4 separate regions of the Mus musculus genome follow, and regions 1, 3 and 4 are each linked to region 2. A link is a loop called in an ENCODE intact Hi-C map of the cell type or tissue named here. Cell type or tissue: heart. All regions are shown on one strand. Region 1 has its middle 84 kb from the start of Sec61g. Region 2 holds the start of Fbxo48 (F-box protein 48). Region 3 holds the start of Egfr (epidermal growth factor receptor). Region 4 has its middle 17 kb from the start of Sec61g.

Region 1 (5,000 bases), 360 kb before region 2:
ACAAGGATAAATTTTAAAAACAAAAATGCAAAACGATGGTGGGTGATTTTAAGACTCCCTTCTCATCCATTGACAGGTCATCACAGCAAAAAATAAACAATAAAAAAATAGGAGTTAAATGCCGTCATGGATCACATGTAACTACTACCTACATCCTGTCTGATAACAATTACATAAAGGCAGCAATCCATCCCAAGAGAAACTGCAGAAGTACACAAACTAGTGGGGATTAGACAGCATGGTGTTGGAGGCTAAGCGGGTCACCAAAGAAATCAAGATGGAAATGATTTGCACAATTTTATCTGAGAATTGAAAACTAATACATAATTACTTACAAGACAATTTAGTAAACCAAAATCATGATATGTATACGAACTAATATTCAGCTTTAAAATGAAGGAAGCTCTGACAAAATATGGGTGAACCTTGAGGACAGGTGATACATAAACAGTCACAGAAAATCAATTTATGTATGTCACATGGGTGACAACTGCAATCAAATTCATCAGGTCAGAAAACAGAGTGATAGGCTACAGCAGCTAGAATAATGGGGGTGGGGGTGGGGGTGGGGGTGGGGGGCTGGAGTGGTTGTTTTTATGGAATAAACATTAGTTAAAGAAAATGAAGTTCTAAAAATTAATGTTGGTGAATTCCCTACTGGTGAATCCATTCAACACCAGTGAATTTAAATTCTTATGAGGTATATTATTTTGTACTTCACAATTTAAAAAATGTAGAAAATGATGAACCTGTTAAAAAGTCTCTAAGCCCCCTTATCTTGATTGTTGCCCCTCTGACTTAGGGGACTAAAATTCACAGGTAATTCAGATACTTCGATACAGTGGGAATACTGAGGTCTCCGGAAGGAAGCTAAGCATGAAGCAGCTGCTGTTGTTGTGTGAGTTTGCACAGATTGTAGTTTGAGGGAAGTTGGTTTAATGGCTTCAATACAGTTGACTGCTGGGAAGAAAATAAAAAATGGAACCACTTAAGCAGTAAACAAAATTGTAAGAAACATAAGTAAAGGGGCTTTTGTAGATGCTACTTATCTAAATAAAAGACATTTTCACCTCCATCAAATAAATTAAATAAGTTTCAAATTTAAAAAAATTACAGTACATAAGGGAAAAACAGATTAGTAGAGATCTCTTTGTTTCGGTTGGCATTCTTTCAAGGATCCGCCCAACAGTTACCTAGCAACAGCCAGGTTGGCCTGGCTTACTGTAAAAGGGATTGTTTGACCTCTCCCTATCTCTCTGACTCTCTTCTCCCTTTGACTGACCCCTTTCTCCCTCTCTCCCCATTTCCGGTCTCCCCTTTTCTCGATGCTCTCTGGCCTGCCTCTTTTCTTTCTCTCCCTCTATTCCCTTCTCAACTCCCCTTCCCATGTCCCCAAATAATCTCTATGCTACCTTGGGAGGGGGCCTCGTCGTTGGCTTGCTTAGGTACGCCCTCCTACTGCATCGTAAGGTGCTCTAGAAAACATATCCCCGTTTCTATAAAACACATAAGTTTCTCTAAAACAAACCTTAAAAGATTACAGTGCATGGAAATAAGACAAACATAATTATAATAAAGTGAGTAAAAATCAAGGAAGAAGATGAAGCGGTGTTGTTTTTACAAATACAACTCCACATATGTGAAAGAAACAGAATAGAAAAATACTCTCAAAATTATCCTTAGAGATTGAGATTTTTCAAAGCTTCCGACACTTTTATCCACACTTAATGTGTGAGATTTTAGCAATACTATTACTTAACACTTACAATTAGAAAAGCTTTAATGCTATATTTAGCAACATAGGAAACGTTTCCCACTTCCAGCAGATTTTTCTGTTTGTTTGTTTGTGGGAAGCAGGCTGAAGGAAGATGATTATAACCAGCTGCCCCTTCAATGGATCAGGACTCAAACTTCTTTGCCTGGGGTTAGCACCGGTCTTAGATGTATCCCGAGAGTAGAACATGGCTGCTTCTTGTGGGTGAGGAAGGCCCTTTTGCTGCTGTGAGATTTATAAATAGGGTCACCCAGGCGTGTAGTGACGCTGAGTGACTTGGCCATAGTAACCAAGTGAGTCAGCAGGAGGCCAGGCTCCGGTCAGAATGCACTCATCCGGAGCAGCTCTGGGAGCAGCAACAGCTGCCATGGAGAGCTGGAGGAAGACCTTTTGTAGAGCCCTGTGAGGAATGCAAGGCACGTGGTGTGTTTGAGTAACCAGGCTTGCCAGATTGCCTTTCAAGTGCAGAGCCCAGGGGGATGCAGCCAAAGGAGAGCAGAGGGTTACTGACGTGTTTTCAGGGGGTTTTCTTAGCCTGAGTGAGTAAGGCATGCCCTTCTCTCTTCCAAACAGGGAGGCTGCAGGTTGGTGGTCAGACCACCTGGCCCTGCTGCTACTCAACTTTCATTAAACCTTCTGTAGCCCATTTTGGAGTCTTTTCTTTGCAGGTTTATCAATCTCCATGTAGTCAGCAAGGGCAACCGCAATGCTTTTCTCCTGGCCCCTGGCATGGCCAGGTTGGCTGGGCCCTGAAGGTGCTTTTTTGCCCTAGTAGCTGAGATCTACATTTGTCCCTCATCTGTATTCTGAATTCATGGAGATTTCTGTGCGGAGAGTGCTGGACAAGTTGAAACTGGGCAGGTATTTCTCAGGAATGTTTTTAGAATTCCATTTGAATGCCTTTTCTCTAGTGTCATTTACTGTAGCTGAAGCAGCCAAATTACTGGGATACTCACTGACCAAGACAGGCTGACTGCTGGTCAGCTATCAACCTGGCTCTACAGAAGCGAAAGGATCCGTGGGATCTGCTAGTGTGTGTGTGTGTGTGTATGTATGTGTGTGTGTGTGTGTGTGAGAGAGAGAGAGAGAGAGAGAGAGAGAGAGAGAGAGAGAGAAAGAGAGAGAGAGAGAGCGCACGAGTGAGAGACAGAGACAGAGAGAGACAGAGACAGAGACAGAAGCTTCAGAATATTTCAAAGCTCCCTGGGATGTGAACATTCAGAAGTTGAGAAGCTGGTGTGGAGCATAACAGGCCACCCTTGCCAAGATGGCTTCTGATACTGTTGTGTTTTATAAAAAGAAAGAGGATACGTTTGATAAAGCCAGGTATGGTGAGGTGGGAGGGGTGCCTTGGCGGGTCATGACAGGTATAGTGTAGACAGAGTTTATTTAGGGCATGGGAAGCGGGGGGGGGGGGGGGTTAGAAGGAAGTAGAGGCAGAGAAAAACACACAGAGGGGGAGAAGGGAGGTGGGGAGAGCGGGGGTAGGGGGGGAAGGCTGTCCAGGAACAGGTGGAGAGGGGTGCGGAGGAATGGGAGGGAGGGAGAAAGGGGTCAGGGAGAGAAGAGAGTCAGAGAAAATTAGAGAGTAAGAGGAGGGAGCAAACAACCCCTTTTATAGTGAGCCAGGCCTACCTGGCTGTTGCCAGGTAACTGTTGGGCGGAGCCTAGAAGGAATGCTAACAGATAACTGTACTTATCCTGAATCTTGCTGCAGGCCTGTCCTCCTGGGCAGGGGCAGCAAAGAGTGGGAGCTCTGGCTTCAGAGGAGAGCATGTGGATCTGTTCCTTTCCTTGGCAGGCCTGGAACTCACTCTGTAGACCAGGCTGGCCTCGAACTCAGAAATCCGCCTGCCTCTGCCTCCCGAGTGCTGGGATTAAAGGCGTGCACCACCACGCTGGGCTCCACTTTGTTTTAAAAGTTGCTTTTTCAGTTTGCTGTGTAAAAACTTTTAGTTGAGTTCCCAGTGGTACTCTGTGCTGTTTTAAATTGTTTGAGATGTAGGTTTCTTCAAATGCCTACCATTTCTTCTGAGGAGGCTACAAGAAACCTGTTTCAGGAGATATAGGGAAGGAAGATTGTATCTGAGGGTTGTTTGGGCAAAGAGGTTTGGCTGGGTGGGTGGTTGGGAAAAGAATTGAGTAAGATTCTCCATCTCTGTTGTCTTCTGTCTCTAGCACCTAGTGACAGAACCTGACGAGGATCGACTATCAAACTAAGTAGGCAGTTACACACACACACACACACACACACACACACACACACACACACCAGGAGCAGAATATACAGAAGAATGAAAGCTAAGAACAATAGTTACTAGCACATGGTTTACCCTAACTTGTCGCTGTCAGTGTCCTTCAGATATGTCAGAACCCAACCTGGCCATAGCCCCAGCCATATCTGTTTTCACCACCAATTTCTGAATGAAGTTCAAACACCACAACCCCCCCCCCCCCACACACACACACACACACACACGGAGTGTGTATCCCACCTAAGGGATTTTCTTCTCTTCGTATTCATAACACTGCTGGCCAATGACTATATATAAATAATGTTCTTCATTGTTGTGGCCAAATGTCAGACAAGAAGCAGTCAAGAGAACTTATGTTGGCTCAGGGTCTGGAGGATATGGTGACCCTTCAGGATAGAGAATTAATAGTAGCAAGCAGTATATTTGGTAATTCAGAAAGCAAAACAGGGGATGCCAAGAGTTAGCTGGTTTTCTTTTTATTCCCCTTTTTATTCAGTTTAGGGCACGGCAGCTAGGACTGGCACTTAAAACATCACTATCTTTCTCCAGCCAAGATATGCTACACTGTAAGTAGGTGACATTTCCCAGAATCCTACCTAGTGGCTGCTCGGACCTTTCTAACTTCCTGTTACAAAAGGACGCTGGAGCAAACTGGGTAGGAAACACATTTATTATTCTTGCTCCCTTTGATACAGTTAGAGCGTGTATGACTAGAATTTTGAGGGTCCATGCATGTCTTTAAAGTTCTCTTCCTGTAGCCTGGGTACCAAGATTCTCTGTGAAAGGAACATCTTGATTTATGATGTTAGTCCTCAATTGCCCTTCTGTGTTTAGCTCAGTCTCTCACTTGTCAATTTATGGTATAGAACTGAGGGTTCTCTCCTACCCTTAAGCCATGATTCCTAAGCATTTATCTCAGCCTTTAGCATTAGGCCTTGTTTCTAATCTCCTGATTATGGATTATTCTTTCT
Region 2 (5,000 bases):
AAAGAGGAGAAACTCAACAATTGAGGATTTCTTTACTGTGATTCAAAAACAAAAAGTGGTGTCAAAGCCATCTTTCTGTATTCCATGACCCAAGGTCTCGGGAAGATGAGGGGAACATCTGTCCATATCCGGCTGAGTAAAAGAACTGTGCAGGTTGTAAAAAGCTGGGTCTCATGGACCGGGCATCTACAAACCATCACTGTTTCCCTCTCACATTCAAATGATTTAGACCTGGAGGCCAACCACTGTCTGATCCCGACCACTGCAGAGGATAAGGGCCTTTGTCTGAGTTCTGGGTTATGTCCAAAGATGGAGGTCTAGGGAAAGATGAAGACGACACTTTATAATTTTGTCTAAATGTGTCTTATTTATGTCTGAGTTTAAAAAGGAACATGTGGAAGGCTCAGCTCCATCTTTCCTTACAACAGCACTACATTGGCCTTCCCCACATGAGGAGTATTGAAGAGAACTGACTATTTTGTCTGCCTTACTGAAAACACTCACTGAATTCCTGGAGTCTGTTTTCTCTGCTCCTCGCATGTGTCAGTCAAGGGCAGGATCAAAGTCCAAATAGTTTATGTTCGCCCAGGGTCACTTAAGAGGGATGCTTAATTAGAACTCAAGAGAGAAAGTTGAGGTTTTAGATGGGATTTTCCCATAAGTAACTAAATATTCTTTTCTATCAAAAGAGTAGAACTTTCTCAATCTACCACTATTCTTATTTACGTCTTTACTGTGTGAAAAGCTATGAGGTACTGATAAAGTCAAGTGCAAAGCTGACCTCAAATGTTCTTGTCTATTTGTGTGTGTGTGTGTGTGTGTGTGTGTGTGTGTGTGTGTGTGTGTAGTAACCAATAGCTCTCTTATTGAATTAAAGGCTTGCTGAAAAGGAGGAAAATCATTCCTGGCATTGGAAATCTGAGTAACTAACTAGAGTTTGTGAGTCTTAGAGGAGAACCTACTGTCATCATTTTACTAAACCAACACAATTCCAAACTGAATTCTAAAGTTTTAACCTCATACCCACAGAAAAGTACATTCTCCAACTTTCACCAAAGAAACTTCTTCTTAGAGCAGATGGAGATCATTACATTAAACTACCATGGGTCAAAATGCAAGAACAAGTGCCTGGCTCCAGCTGGTCCATCAAACACACCCCTGCACCCAAGGCTCCGGAAACATCCAGGAAGAAGAAGAAAAACTGCTGTAAGGGCCACATGCCAGGAATCTGCTATGAGACAATGTCTCCTGGAAATGCCGGGGATGTATCACCCATGATACCTCAACAATACAGCTAGCTAAAAAAGACCCAAACAAAGATAACACCAATAGACATCTAACATGGTAGTGAAATATTTCACAGAACCCTACCCCTAGGCAAAGAACTGCAGACAACTAAGGAATGAAGACAGCACAAGAATTAGTCTTCTCTACTGATGAGCCCCTAATCTGTTATCCAATATCAAGTACTGGATACCAAGCCCTGAGCTAGTATGCATGCAAGTAACACGAAACAGAATGAGCACCTGTGTTGATATATTTAGGTGTGTGTGTGTGTGTGTGTGTGTGTGTGTGCATAAGAGGGGGGGTAGAGGAAAGAGAGGAAGAGGTTATGATTTCAAGAGGAAGGAAGGAAAACAATAAAAATCTCAAGGAAAATTTATTGAAATGAATAAAAGAAGCAAGACCCTTCCTTGGTTTTTGACATTTTTATCTCAGTGTAAACAGTAGTGTGTTTGTCAGAATTACATCAATACAAATATCCAGTGCCTTCTAAGGTACCCAACAAATGCTGATGGTTCTTTATATGTAGCTTTCAGCGAAGAGTCAGCATGTTGCAGAGGTCTTCCTTCATGTTAGAGTACTTTGTAATGTATTGAGACTTTTATAAAAAAAAAATGACATTTTCAAATACTCAATGTTTAGTCTTCCAACCTATGAATGCAATAATCCCCATATTAAGTTTCACTGAATTTTTAAAAAGTAAGAATGTCAGTTTTGATGATACTAACTATGCTTCCTCCTAATTCCTCTCAGGTTCACACCCTAGCTCCCTTACTCCCCTCCTCCCTCCCCCCCCCTCTCTCTCATGCTCGCTCACTTGCTTGCTCTCACTCTCCCAGTTGGTGCTATCATTTACTCCTGAGTATGGCTATCCTCTGGTTGTTGCTTGACCTACCAAATGACACACTGTTAAAGAAAACTGACTCTCTCCTCAGAAGCTATCAACTATATATAACTCCCCAGTTAGGAGCAAGAGGCTCTTGAATTAACCCAATTCCACCCTCACCATGGTACTCTAAAATGTTGACTGGCTTGACCTAGTTAGTATAGGTCTGGGTGGGGGGGGGGAACCACAGCTGCTGGAAGTTTATGTGTTGCAGTCCTGTCCTGTCCTGTCCTGTCCAGAAAACAGTTACTAAATTTAACACTGTTACTAAACTTAACTTGGAACTTGGGAAAACAAAACAAAACAAAAAAACCCCGCCAGTAAGTCAATGGTGTCCTCTGCTGGTCAAGGGTGGCATGTACAACATAAAGTTTAGCTGAGGTAAAGATTCAGAAATGGCAGGTTCAGAAATAGTCTACAGGAGCATGAACTCAGAAATGAAAACTAATTCCAGTCAGCAATGGAAGAGCAAGAACTTTAAGCAGAACCCTGGAGAACCACTGCTTGCTTGTCTTGGCTTGCTCAGTTTGCATTCTTACACAACCCAGGACCACCATATGAATGATACTGTGCTACATCCACTCCAGTAGTGACAAGCTCGACAGGCCCTGAAAACCTGGGTGCTGTTCCGAGGCGAAAAGTTCACGGAAACTTAGTCTCCTGGAATCGTGGCATCCTGTATAAAGAATGCTCCAATGCCCTTGCTTTAGTTGGTAAACACATCTGTGTGCTTTCCCTTAATATTGATTTATTACAAGTGCTCCTACGGATTGATATTTTGACATATAGCTAAGTTAGATTCTAGGCAGTCCTTGATCCGACCTTGGGCATGGATAGCTAAGTCACTGCCCTATACAGGAATTTACCATTATCTAGGAAGATGGAAGTTTGTGATCTAAGAAGTAACCAGAGTAGATACTTAGAAATATGGATAGCTGAGTTACACCCATACACAAGTATTTACAATGGCCTAGGGGGAAGGTGGACTATACAATAGACTAGAATAGGAACTGTGGCAAGGGCACAAAGCCCTTGACCCTGGCTTCTAAGATTAAGTGGGCCTTAGGTGGAGATGTTTTTGATCCCAGTTGTTAGCATTGAATTTTATCCCAACTGGTTCCTGCCGGTCCTTCCATGTTTGCATTCCTCTGTTTTGTGTAAGAATCCAGTAACCTCTTTGTACCTTGCCGGTATGTCACCCAACTTCCCTATTTTCTTCTGTATAAAAAGTTTGATGCTCGATTTGACAAATTACATTCAGATTCTACACAATCTCATCTGTCGCTTCTGTTTGTCATTCGCCGACTCCTTGTCCACCTGCAACCAGAGACCCGTTCCACACAGATAGGAGACCCAAAAAGGCGATAGTCTGCGGCAATACTGCCCACAGTGGGCTGGGCTCGCCATAGATCTATCATCAAGAAAATGCCACCATAAACTTGCCTACAGTCCAGTCCGAGTGAGACAATTCCTCATTTGAGGTTCCTTCTTCCAAGGTGTCAAGTTGACAAAAACCAACCAGCACACACCAAATGGTGCCCCCTTCCCCCCACCCCCCCACCACCACCACCACATACACACACACCATTTCCTCTTTCCTTGTATTTCTGACTCATATCTTCTATAGAAAGCTATAGGCTTTCTTATGCCAGCTAGTGGGATGTATGGCTTTGATCGGATTGGTGTTTTTTATGAAAGCAGCTCCCTTCCCTCAGCTCTCACCCCAAGGTCTGTTCCTTCTGGTAAGTCTCTGACTTCTTATTTCAGACATTAACTGGGAATGTGAAGAAGCTCAATACACGAGGTAGTCCGCTCTTAAATGTGTCTTCCCAGGGGAGTCACAGTTTCTTGAATCCATAACAGGGGATATTGAGCGTTTCTATGTATATATATGTACATCCTGGAAAGTTCCCCAGGATGCTTTCTGCCATTAGGCCTAAGTAAACAAGTATCTCTTAGCTTCAACATCTTTATAATCAGAGACATATAGAATGTTCAAACTAAAGGCCGTAAGGGTGTAATATGCAAAAGCAGTCTTAGAGAAATACAGAACTGCACGAAAGACTGGCAAGGGGTAAATGTTGAATGCTAGCAAATATCTTCTCTGGGAACAAAACTACAATGTTCAGCTAACTTAATAACCACATAAGCTGAAAGGTTTGCAATTCCATCGTATATAGCAGTCTCGGTAGTCCTTGATATTTCACTATATTTTTGCAAGATGCTACTAGATAGAATACATACCGCATCGAGCGTTAAGCTTCCCCGGGCAGCTCCCTGGAATGTTACTATGCTAAGAAACAAAGGAAATGAGTAACACGATATTATCATCAAAAAAAATTTCAACGTGAACTTTTTCAGCAACCTTTGTCGAGCACACACCTCAGGGAAGGAGCACCTAGTCAGGTTGCAGAGTCCCCTGGGGAGAGAGAGCCTTGGCGCTCAAACTCTCGGCCGTCTCAAAGCCCTCGCTAGCTACCAAAGCACTTTGGGAGTCCCGCCCTTTGCAAGTCCCGCCCTTTGTAAGTCCCGCCCTTTGTAAGTCCCGCTCTTTTAAGTCCCGCCCATGTGCCCGCTGTCACTCAGCGGGGACGCTGGACCTTGCAGTGACTTGGGCCTCCTTTCTTTCCTTCCCTTACGGTGATGAAACGCAGGGTAAACTACCAATCCCAGAAGGCACCGCGCATGCAAATGGGTGGAGCGAGGCTTGAGAGGGCGGGACATGAAGGCCTTCCGGAAAAGATTCAAATCCGGAGGACTGAAATCGCGGGAGGAGCCGGCACCGCGCCTTTAGGTAGGAGAGGCAGCTCTGCCCTTCCCTGCACAGGGA
Region 3 (5,000 bases), 200 kb before region 2:
CTAAATTAGGGGACCAAGTGATTTTGTGAAAAACTCAGAGACTTTGGATTGAATGGAAGCAGGGGACATTCCTCTGATAGCTAAGAAGTAGGGACATTGGTTGGTCTTTGCTGAAGGAATTTAGTTGTGGGTCCTGAAGTTCAGGGACACATTTCTACTGGTCAAATTCTAAGTGAACTTACTTGGCAATTTGCCTCCTGATGTGCGGCAGGGCTAGCTGAGGTCACTAGAGGATGCTAACTGCTCTAAAGATTTGTTCACTGCTGTTATGTCAAGTCTCTGCTTTTGTGGAGGAATTTGCCTCATGTGTACGTTGCTTTGCTTTTCAAGCACTCCAGACTGGCTCCAGGTGTAGAAAATGCCATGTTCTTCAACATGCATGCTTTCATCCAGCAAATATACTGAGGCCCTTCTAAGTGTCAGGAGTTGGCTGCCCTTCTTTCAGAAGACATGGAGGGTTCTTGATGGGATCTGAAGGACCCTTGGACTTCTTAGTGCCACTTCAGACTTGAGGCACCCGCCTCTGCCTGTGCTGTTGGAAACTGCTGCCAAGTCAGCCTGACCCTTCTGAGATCCTGGAGAAGTTATGGAGAATACGTGAACAGCGTCCCCACCTGTGTTATTCTCCAACCTGTGCTCTGTGGTTGGACAGTTTGTAACCGAGGTGGTCCAGAGTTGTTTGGTTAATTGAAAGAAAGGAAGGAAGAAGGTGGGAGACAGAGGGAAGGAAGGAGGGGACCCTGGCATAGATTGGCTGGACTTCCTAGGTCCTGAAATGCAGCGGAGCGGAGTCCCCTCAGAAATTAACTCCAAAGGCCACCCACTGACCCGCTGCACACAGCCAGAACTCGCCCCCAGAGCCTTGTCTAGTGGTGGCCAAGGCCATCCACCACCACCTTCCGGTCACTGCCTGCTTTCGATCCTCGCGGAGAGCGCTTCCTCTCTCCTGACATTCTCCTCCTCTTCGCTCCTCTGGATCCCTCCTCCTTCTTTAGTCCCTCCTCCTCCCGCCCAGCCTCCCCCAGTCCCGACCCGAGCTAACTAGACGTCTGGGCAGCCCCAGCGCAACGCGCAGCAGCCTCCCTCCTCTTCTTCCCGCACTGTGCGCTCCTCCTGGGCTAGGGCGTCTGGATCGAGTCCCGGAGGCTACCGCCTCCCAGACAGACGACAGGTCACCTGGACGCGAGCCTGTGTCCGGGTCTCGTCGTTGCCGGCGCAGTCACTGGGCACAACCGTGGGACTCCGTCTGTCTCGGATTAATCCCGGAGAGCCAGAGCCAACCTCTCCCGGTCAGAGATGCGACCCTCAGGGACCGCGAGAACCACACTGCTGGTGTTGCTGACCGCGCTCTGCGCCGCAGGTGGGGCGTTGGAGGAAAAGAAAGGTAAGGGCGTGTCCCACCGGCCCGCGCCCCCTGCGAGCTAGCTCGCCCAGTCCCAACCTCCGCTCGGGACTCTAAGTCCCCAGCCGCCCGCTCCTCCTCTTCTGGCTCCCAAAGGCGGCCGGGACCATAGGAGGAACTGGACGGAGTCTGGAATGGGCGAGACTGGGGCCGCCGAAGGAAGGGAGACTGGGCTAGGAGCAGAGGGGCTGCCAGGGCAGCGTGGGAGCCGCGGCTGTGCGCTCCGGGGCTCTTGACTGCTGCCAACTTAGTTGCCTCACTTTCCTGCGCTCAGTAGGCGTTCGGAGCAGAAACGTGGTGCGGGACAGCGCGGGACGCCGGGCATTGGCGCACGTGCGCCCAGTACTGTCAGGGAGAGCGGAGGGACCCCGGATCCTCAAGCGGGTCGGGTGTGTCCCACCCGCTCAGTGTGAGAGTTGAGGGACTGGAGTGCGAACCAACGCGCCCCTGGTCAAGGTCGGAACCTCTGAGACGCGCGGTTTCCTGAGCGCGGTTTCCCTCAACTCCTCTCTTCTCCAGCAGGGTACTCTCAGGACCTGGTAGCCTGAGTCCCAATGTAGCTTGCAGATTTCTGGCTTGCCCTTTCGCGGGTGTGTAGTTGCAGCAATGACCTGGAAGTGTGGAGATCTCTCTGTCACTAACCACCTAGGACTTCTGGGAAGAGATGGTGTTAGTGGTCATTTGCTTCTTCACTAGGAAAAAAAAAAGGAGGGCGTGGGGGTGGCGGGTGGGGTGGGTCGATTCCGCCTCTTAGGCATAGAGCATGCCAGAGACTTGCCAGGCTAGGTGCACTGGTTGGGGACCAAGGCTCCATGCCAGATTGGAGCTAGCGTTGCGGGGTGGCTACTTCCCCTGGGATCCCTGAATTTGCCCTTTCCCAGAAGCTTGGGCTGCTGCAGCATCACTTGCCTTTGCAATGGATGGCTGACCTCCTTGTGACAGCTGGGCCCTTGGGTGTAGTGCACCCTTGGTGTTTCAAAATGAGGCCGGTAGCAAACTTTCTTACTTGTTAGCTGAGACGTTCCCTCTTGGGTTTCTTTTTCTTTTCTTTCCTTCCACACCCCTCCCCCCCCCCAAGTGATTGATATTTGGCCAACTAAAATATAACCCCTAATTAAAAAGAAACATTGATGTCCATGGATCACACATGCCAACTGTCCAGACGGAACATGAACAAGTCTGGCTTCATGACTATCCGACCATAAACCCACTTGACACGAGAAACATGCCTCGGAAGGTTTAATTGCACAATTTCAAAATCCAGCCGCTCGGGTTCCAGGAGTCAGGTCTGCACTTGCTGTTGATGTCATCCGCATCCAAGTTGGACTTGGGGGTTGGTGCTCCGTGCACTTTTGTTGGAGGGGGTGTAAGGCTCAGTTTCCCAAACTTAACTACACAATGAAATCATTTGGGTTTAAAAATCAACAAGCAAAACAAACTACACCCCTCCTCCGTTGTTTAGCTACCACTCCATACACTCAGATTTCACGGGTCGATCTTGAGAATTAGAATTTTCAAAACTCTTGTAGCATTTGATTTGAGACTCGCTAGCATAAATGAAAAATTGATAACATCTAAAGGAAGACTACCACGACGGTTCTAACGAGCAGGAGTCTGGGAAATCTTGCAGTACAGGAAATAGCAGGGATAAAGTCGGTAAAGAGGGCTTGCTTTTTTCACAGATGGGATGGAGCACTGTGGAGCTTTTCTCCTACCTTCCTTAGCTGAAGGGCTCCAGGCCCCATCGGTCAGTTGCCTGGCATCTGTGCCTACCCATAGGACTCCCTCCCCTAGTTTTCAGTTTCCCTTAGAGCCCCTGTAGAACACCAGTTGTCTCAGCTTAACTCTGTGTTTCTTCGCTGTTAGGTGTTACTGTTATGAACACTGTTAGTGGTTGGAGATTTGTTTTCGGTTAAATAAAAATGCCACTTCATCTGTCTGTTTGTATGATATTCACTTAAAGCCAAATGCTTCTGGGTGTAGCAGGAAAGGTAGCAAGCAAATATTTATCTGTCAAAGTAACGTAAAAAGGCTAAGTTCTAAAGGACAGATTATTGAAAACGTGAGACACCCTTTCTGCAACAGGCTGATAAAAGATTTGTTTGTTTAATTGGTCAGTTTTGTTCCAGACTGGCTCCCTTAGTTGAGGTAGGGTGTTTATCCTTCCCTCCAAATCTATGGTACCATATGTAAATGTCATCAAAGCAGAAGACAGTTAGACTCTGTTTTCAGTGCATTGTCAGTCCTCACATTGCATGTAGTGAGAGGTGATTCTCATCATCTGTTTGGGGAACCTATGCACAGAGAAGTGTAGTGATTTTCCCCCATAGCTGTTAAGAAGTGATGCCAAAATTGATTCAAGTTCCTTCCACCTCCAAACTACACTACCTTATTGTAGGAGGACCAGGCTAGGTTAGGTGTGTAAATGACTCAGTTCTGATGCTAGAAGGATAAGGACCAGGAAACAGGCATTTGAAAAATCAGTCCCCATCTGAAGCTTGCTTGTTTAGTGGCCTACTTTCCTGTTCATGGATGCTGTGGTCTCCTGGGTTGCCTTTGATGGGGGCAATGTTGTCACTAAAACAAAATATGGGCAAGGTATTAGCTTGGACTTGCTGAGCAAGTTCCACCTGTACCATGATGGCAGGAGAAGGCGCTTCTTTGGAAAAGATCCTGTGCAGAGCAAATGAGGAGAGAAGGGACCCTCAGCCTGAATAAGGCAGTGGAGTTTGGAGGTGGAACCAACTTGAAGGGGATTCCAAAGGCTTCTCAAGACTGTCTGTCTGTCTGTCTGTCTGTCTGTCTGTCTGTCTCTCAGAAGACTGGGTCTTGGGAAGCCCAGTACTGGCTTTCTATCCAAGAAGCTTATGTTTTCATTCCAGGTCTAGATTAGATGGAAAGTCCCACTGGAACTCCAGGCTTCTGAAGTCTCCTTTCTAGATTCAGTAAATGTTTATTGCTTGTCTAAGATGTGGCAGACATTATGAGTTTAAAGGGGGATCTTAATGATTATATTATTGCTTCCAAACATATGTAGTTCTTGAAACCACTAGTTAAACATTGGTAATCTGCTTTTCAAATATGTAAAACAGACTAGTACTCCGACTGACTTTCTTACGGTGCACATTCCCAGTGGTAGGACATGATGTTATCTGAAGTCAGGTGGTGACACCAATAGACTCAACAGCTTCCGTTGGCTTTATTTACTTAGCCTCATAAGTCATAACTTTTCTAAAAGGAAAAAAAGGTGCTGGATTTGATATCTTAATCTCTGAAGGCTCTATCACTACCAAAATGTCTGGTCCTTTTGACGGGCTATCTGTGAAACGTGTATGCTAAGAATGGCTTTCAATCTTAGCAGTTCAAGCAGCTTGCTTTAAAAGCTATATGGGAATTATCACAGGGGGCCCTTCTTTCATGTTTACACTTCTGGGTGATTTCTTTCCAACAGACCTAGATTCCAAGTACCCTTTTCTAACTCTGTTCAACTTTTCATCAACAAAAGGCTAAACTTAAAGTTTTGGAACATTTTTTTTTTATCCCTAAATATCTCTGCAATTTCATTGTTACTGAGGAGTCCCCACACATAAGCTGCTTT
Region 4 (5,000 bases), 420 kb before region 2:
GGTGTTTTGGTCCCTGGGAGCTCTGGGAGTTCTGATTGTTTGATATTGTTCTTCTTATGGGGTTGCAAACCCCTTCAGCTCCATCAATCCTTCCCCTAACATCTCCATTGGGATCCCCATGCTCAGTCCGAAGGATTCTGAAGTACATGCATCTATGTTGGTCAGGCTCTGGCAGAGCCTCTCAGGAGACAGCTATATCAGGCTCCTGGCAGCAAGAAATTCTTGGCATCACTAACAGTATCTGGGTTTAGTGTCTGCATATGGTATGGATCCCGAAGTGAGGCAGTCTCTGGATGACTTTTCCTTCAGTCTCTGCTCCACTTTTTGTCCCTGTATTTACTTTAGACCAGAGGAATTCTGGGTTAATATTTTTGAGATGGGTAGGTGGCCCCATTCCTCAACCAGGGGCCATGCCTAACCTCTGTTATGGTCCTTACAGGTTCTCTCTCTCTCTCTCTCTCTCTCTCTCTCTCTCTCTCTCTCTCTCCTTAGTTGGATATTTCAGCTTATGTCATCCTCGTTGTTTTCTAGGAGCCTCTTGCTTTCCTGGCATCTGGGACTTTCTAGCGGCTATCCCCATTTCCCCATCCAATTTCCTGAACAGAACACCAATGGCCCAGGCTCTAAGATCAACTATAGACAAATGGGATCTCATAAACTTGCAAAGCTTCTGTAAGGCAAAGGACACTGTCATCTTAACCAACCCTACATCTGGTAGAGGGCTAAGATCCAAAATATACAAAGAACTCAAGAAGTTACATTCCAGAGAACCAAATAACCCTATTAAAATGGGGTACAGAGCTAAACAAAGAACTCTCATTTGAGAAATATCGAATAGCTGAGGAGCAGCTAAAGAAATGTTCAACAACCTTAGTCATCAGGGAAGTGCAAATCTAAACAACCCTGAGATTCCACCTCACACCAGCCAGAATGGCTAAGATCAAAAATTCAGTTGACAGCAGATGCTGGTGAGGATGTGGAGAAAGAGCAACACTCCTCCATTGCTGGTAAGATTGCAAGCTGGTACAATCACTCTGGAAGTCAGTCTGGCAGTTCCCCCAGACAATTTATATCACTCTTGGGCATAAGCCCAAAAGATTCTCCAACATATAACAAGGGCACATGCTCCATTATGTTCATAGCAGCCTTATTTATAATAGCCAGAAGCTTAAAACAACCTAGATGTCCCTCATCAGAGGAATGGATACAGAAAATGTGGTACATTTACACAATGGAGTACTACTCAGCTATTAAAAACAATGACTTCATGAAATTCTTAGGCAAATGGGTGGGACTAGAAAATATCCAGAGTGTAGTAACCCAGTCACAAAACACACATGGTATGTACTCACTTATAAGTGGATATTAGGCAAAAAGCTTGGAATACCCATGATACAACTCACAGACCATATGAAGCTCAAGAAGAAGGAAGACCAAAAATAATCAAGGGAGGTAGAGAGAGAGAGAGGAATTAAGGGAGGGAGAAAGGAGTGGGGAGGAAATAAGAGGCCAGGATCAGGTGTGAGAGGAGACAGGGGAGATGTACAGAGGATCAGGCAATTGAACAGAGGTGTGTAGCATTTGAAATTTTATGTTGCTGGTTGTGCTCAGTCTTCTTGCACTCCATATGGTCTATTGCAACCCCTTGAACATATAACTTTTATAACTCATGATTGGCTTATTATGCAATGCATAACATTGTAGTTTTGATTATTATATGTCTTAGTGAAGTTAGTATTTTTGTGATGAAACCCCATGACTAAAAGCAAACTGGGGAGGAAAGGATTTATGTGGCTTACATTTTCACACCACCTCCCATAGGTGGAAGAAGTTAGGACAGGAACTCAAGCAGGACAGTAGGAGCTCCTGGAGGCAGGAGCTAATGCAGAGGCTATGCAAAAGTGCTGCTTACTGTTCCCAATGCCTTGCACAGCCATTCTTATAAAACCTGTGACCACCAATCCAAGGATGGCACCATGCACGATAATCTGGGCCTTGCCCATCAGTGACTAATTAAGAAAATCTCCTACAGGCAGAGCCATTTTCTCAATTGAGGTTTCTTCCTCTCTAAAGACTCTAGCTTGTGTCAAGTTAACATAAAACTAACCAGCACATCATACTATAATACAGTTGTTTACAATAGCCTATTGATTGACATAGACTACGTACATGTATGAAAGAGTCATAAACTCATCATTTTGAATAATTAGCAAACACAAACAAGGAAGTGGGAGGTATAAAATTATATACATGTACTTGTGTTATTTAGTTTGAATCTTGAAACAAAAATTAGAATCTGTACTAGGGAACAAGTATTAAACACTAAAAGAACCATGGTGATGCATATTTCTATGTGAAATATCTGGAAAAGACACAAGATGGCGATGTTCCACCAAGAAAATATACACAAATTCTGTGGCTGTATCCAAACCCTGGTGAGCCCTTGGACTGATTCCCCTCCATGCTCTTTTCCAAGGAGCTTTGGAAGCCATTTCTAGTATTGTAATTGCTATCTCCAATCAAAAACTATCCTTTAAACATCTCAAAATCGTATTAACTTTCTCTTTTCAGCTATCACTAATACAGTTCAAAAGTGCAGTAGTTTGATATCAGTACAATATTTACTACTATGGACACTCCTGCCTACTGAATGTTGAAAACTCAGTATAAGTCTATTGTAAAATAGCACCCTAATTTTTTAAAGAGTGCTTGGATCCCTCTAGAGTTCCTGATTTTGTGTTTCAGATAGTCATAAATAGAGGGCAGTGCAGGAACATGGATCTCTGACACAGTGGTGTGGGAAAGACGGAGGAACTGACTCTAAGTCTGTGCACTCTTTAACAACTTTGTCATCTAGGAAAGAAGACATAGCCAGGTTGTTAGGGAGCACCAAGAAACATTCATTCACTCAATGCTACAGAGGAAAGAAAATGGATCCATTTCCCAAACTATCTATTTGATTCAGAATCGCTTTCTTTCTTTCTTTCTTTCTTTCTTTCTTTCTTTCTTTCTTTCTTTCTTTCTTTCTTTCTTTCTTTCTTTCTTTCTTTCTTTCTTTCTTTCTTTCTCTCTGTGACACAGTCCAGCAAAGCCATACTGATGGAAGTGGAAAGGTCAGCGTAGGAACTTTGGGAAGGTCATGAAACCCTCAGCCCTCTGGAAGGGAGAGGCTAATTAGCATTTCTCAGACCTAAGGGCAGGAACCTGCGGGTGGGGACACATTCCTCAGGACAGACCATTGCTCACCTTCAGACAAGGGAAGTCCTTGTCACCTCATTCCCTAAAGACCAATCAGTTTAAAAGGTGCACTGTTCAGCCAATCATATTGTGCCTAGTTGCAGATGCTCTGTTCTGGCCCTGGAAACCATATAAAAATTCCCCAAACTGGTGCTGGGGGGTCACTGCCTCTCCTTTGGGTCTGGACGACTCCAGTGCACTGGAACAATAAATTCCTCTTGCTTTTTGCGTTGATCCTGACTCCACATGGTTCACTCAGGTGTCCCTGGTAAGCTAAGGCTCCCCGGAGTCTTACAAGACTTTGCCACTCTGGTGGCAACAGAAAAATCCAGAAAAGGACATTTGGACTTTGGGTCTAATGTCCAATTTTTATGTGATCCCTGCACTGACAGATGCTCAGCAGCCAAGGCAAGATGATGGAATTGATGGTACATATTACCGTTAAAGTCTCTGGTCTGTGAGAGAGGGACTTGTGGATTGTAATTATGGTACTCCAGGATAGAGACTCAGCCTGCCCTGAATATTGTGCATAATTCTTTGAGCTTGTTCCCAAGTGGCTCTAAGCTCTAGTTTGCTTTTCTAAAAGATGAAGGAAGCCACATCTTTCTCACGGGATTGTTTGTAAGATTAACAGATGCTCTGTGCAAGTGCTGGCACTCAAGGTCTCATTATGCGATTAGTTTGTGTCCCTCCTCTCTTTTGTGGTTACCTGCAATCCTGTGACTAATTCTCTGCTTCTGAGATAAATTCCAGTGGCAAACCTCCAAGTGAGTGCAGGGCTCTGGTCCTGAATGTTTATAAAGGGATGTGAGCATGCTCCTCACAAGGTTTGCTCATATTTTCTGTCCTTTCTTCTGAATCTGGGTAGAAGATTAAATTCTGTCCATTTCTTTTGGCAACAGTAGTTTGCTAAACCTTTCCAAGGGGGACCTTCATATGTCTACACCATGTGATAAGCTGGAAGATGAGAACTTCCCAAGGATATCTCAGAATCACTTGCCTTTCTTAAACACTGGTCTCTAGGGCTTCCCATTTACATGGTACTGTGCTGATCTTCATGTTGCAGCCCCTCACATATCTCAGTCACCTGGACATGGCATCATGTGGTTGTATACATCAGTCATTAGAATACATATATTCCCTCAGCTAATATGGATTTTGAACATCCCTGCAGGGCCCATGCTCCCAAATGTTCATGCCACAGGAAGATTGATGAACTGCTAAGAGGTGGGGTCTATTAGAAGGAAGTAAGGTCACTTATTTGAAAAGGACTATGGGACCCTGTTCTCTTCCTTTGTCTCTGGTTGAGTCCTGGACATGACATGATCCACTTTTCTCCATAAGCATACTTGTTGAATGATGCACTGTCTTATCTCAGGGCTGAAGCCAACTTATCGTAGACCAAAAGTGTGAGAAACAAAACCAAACCAACTTTTTCCTTATAAGCTGGTCCTCTCACACATAAAAGGAAAGCAGATGTACTCTGTCCAACATCATCTATGATTTTTCTTGTATCCTTCCCCTTAACATCTAGCTGATGGTCACCCAGAAGTCCTAACCAGTCAGTTCCTGCACCTTCTCCCTGGCTTCAGCAGGCTGCAGCATTCTCCTGCAAGTTTCTCTCTATTCCTGTACCACCCTACCATGCTCTTCTCTTCCAGGTCCAGGTGTAAACTCTTAATATGCTGCCAATCTGGAGTCCTTCCCTTTAGCTTCTTGCACAGCTTCTTATTGCAGCTAACTTAAAATCTATGCTCCTGTGG

What was found. Peaks named below come from ENCODE experiments on the same cell type or tissue, not always from the same donor. Only the 100,000 strongest peaks of a DNase experiment are listed, where the experiment ranks them.
Region 1: a loop joins it to region 2, with 6 times the contacts of the local background. A loop is called at or near these places in 3 of 42 quality-filtered maps.
Region 3: a loop joins it to region 2, with 6 times the contacts of the local background. A loop is called at or near these places in 6 of 42 quality-filtered maps.
Region 4: it touches region 2 in a loop (11-fold over the local background); 35 of 42 quality-filtered maps call a loop at or near these places.

The regions. Positions count from the first base shown.
Region 1 is chr11:16,589,533-16,594,532 of GRCm38, forward strand. No RefSeq gene overlaps it. Among named protein-coding and RNA genes, the nearest start is that of Sec61g, 84 kb to the left of the region's middle. In heart, no CTCF peak of the experiment used is centred here; a DNase peak (open chromatin) is centred at 2,119; H3K4me3 peaks cover 620 bases; H3K27ac peaks cover 3,028 bases.
Region 2 is chr11:16,946,468-16,951,467 of GRCm38, forward strand. Fbxo48 (F-box protein 48) reads left to right here and starts at 4,943. Exons shown (of 4, transcript NM_176982.2): 1 at 4,943-5,000. Eldr (Egfr long non-coding downstream RNA) reads right to left here and starts at 4,815. Exons shown (of 4, transcript NR_110425.1): 1 at 4,553-4,815; 2 at 4,415-4,463. In heart, a CTCF peak has its summit at 2,515 (motif pointing left); a DNase peak (open chromatin) is centred at 4,804; H3K4me3 peaks cover 1,330 bases; H3K27ac peaks cover 1,517 bases.
Region 3 is chr11:16,751,187-16,756,186 of GRCm38, forward strand. Egfr (epidermal growth factor receptor) reads left to right here and starts at 1,017. Exons shown (of 28, transcript NM_207655.2): 1 at 1,017-1,384. The coding sequence starts at 1,297. In heart, CTCF peaks have their summits at 912 (motif pointing left) and 1,944; DNase peaks (open chromatin) are centred at 1,005, 1,605 and 2,295; H3K4me3 peaks cover 1,964 bases; H3K27ac peaks cover 1,387 bases; H3K27me3 peaks cover 3,982 bases.
Region 4 is chr11:16,522,713-16,527,712 of GRCm38, forward strand. No RefSeq gene overlaps it. Among named protein-coding and RNA genes, the nearest start is that of Sec61g, 17 kb to the left of the region's middle. In heart, a CTCF peak has its summit at 2,366 (motif pointing right); no DNase peak of the experiment used is centred here.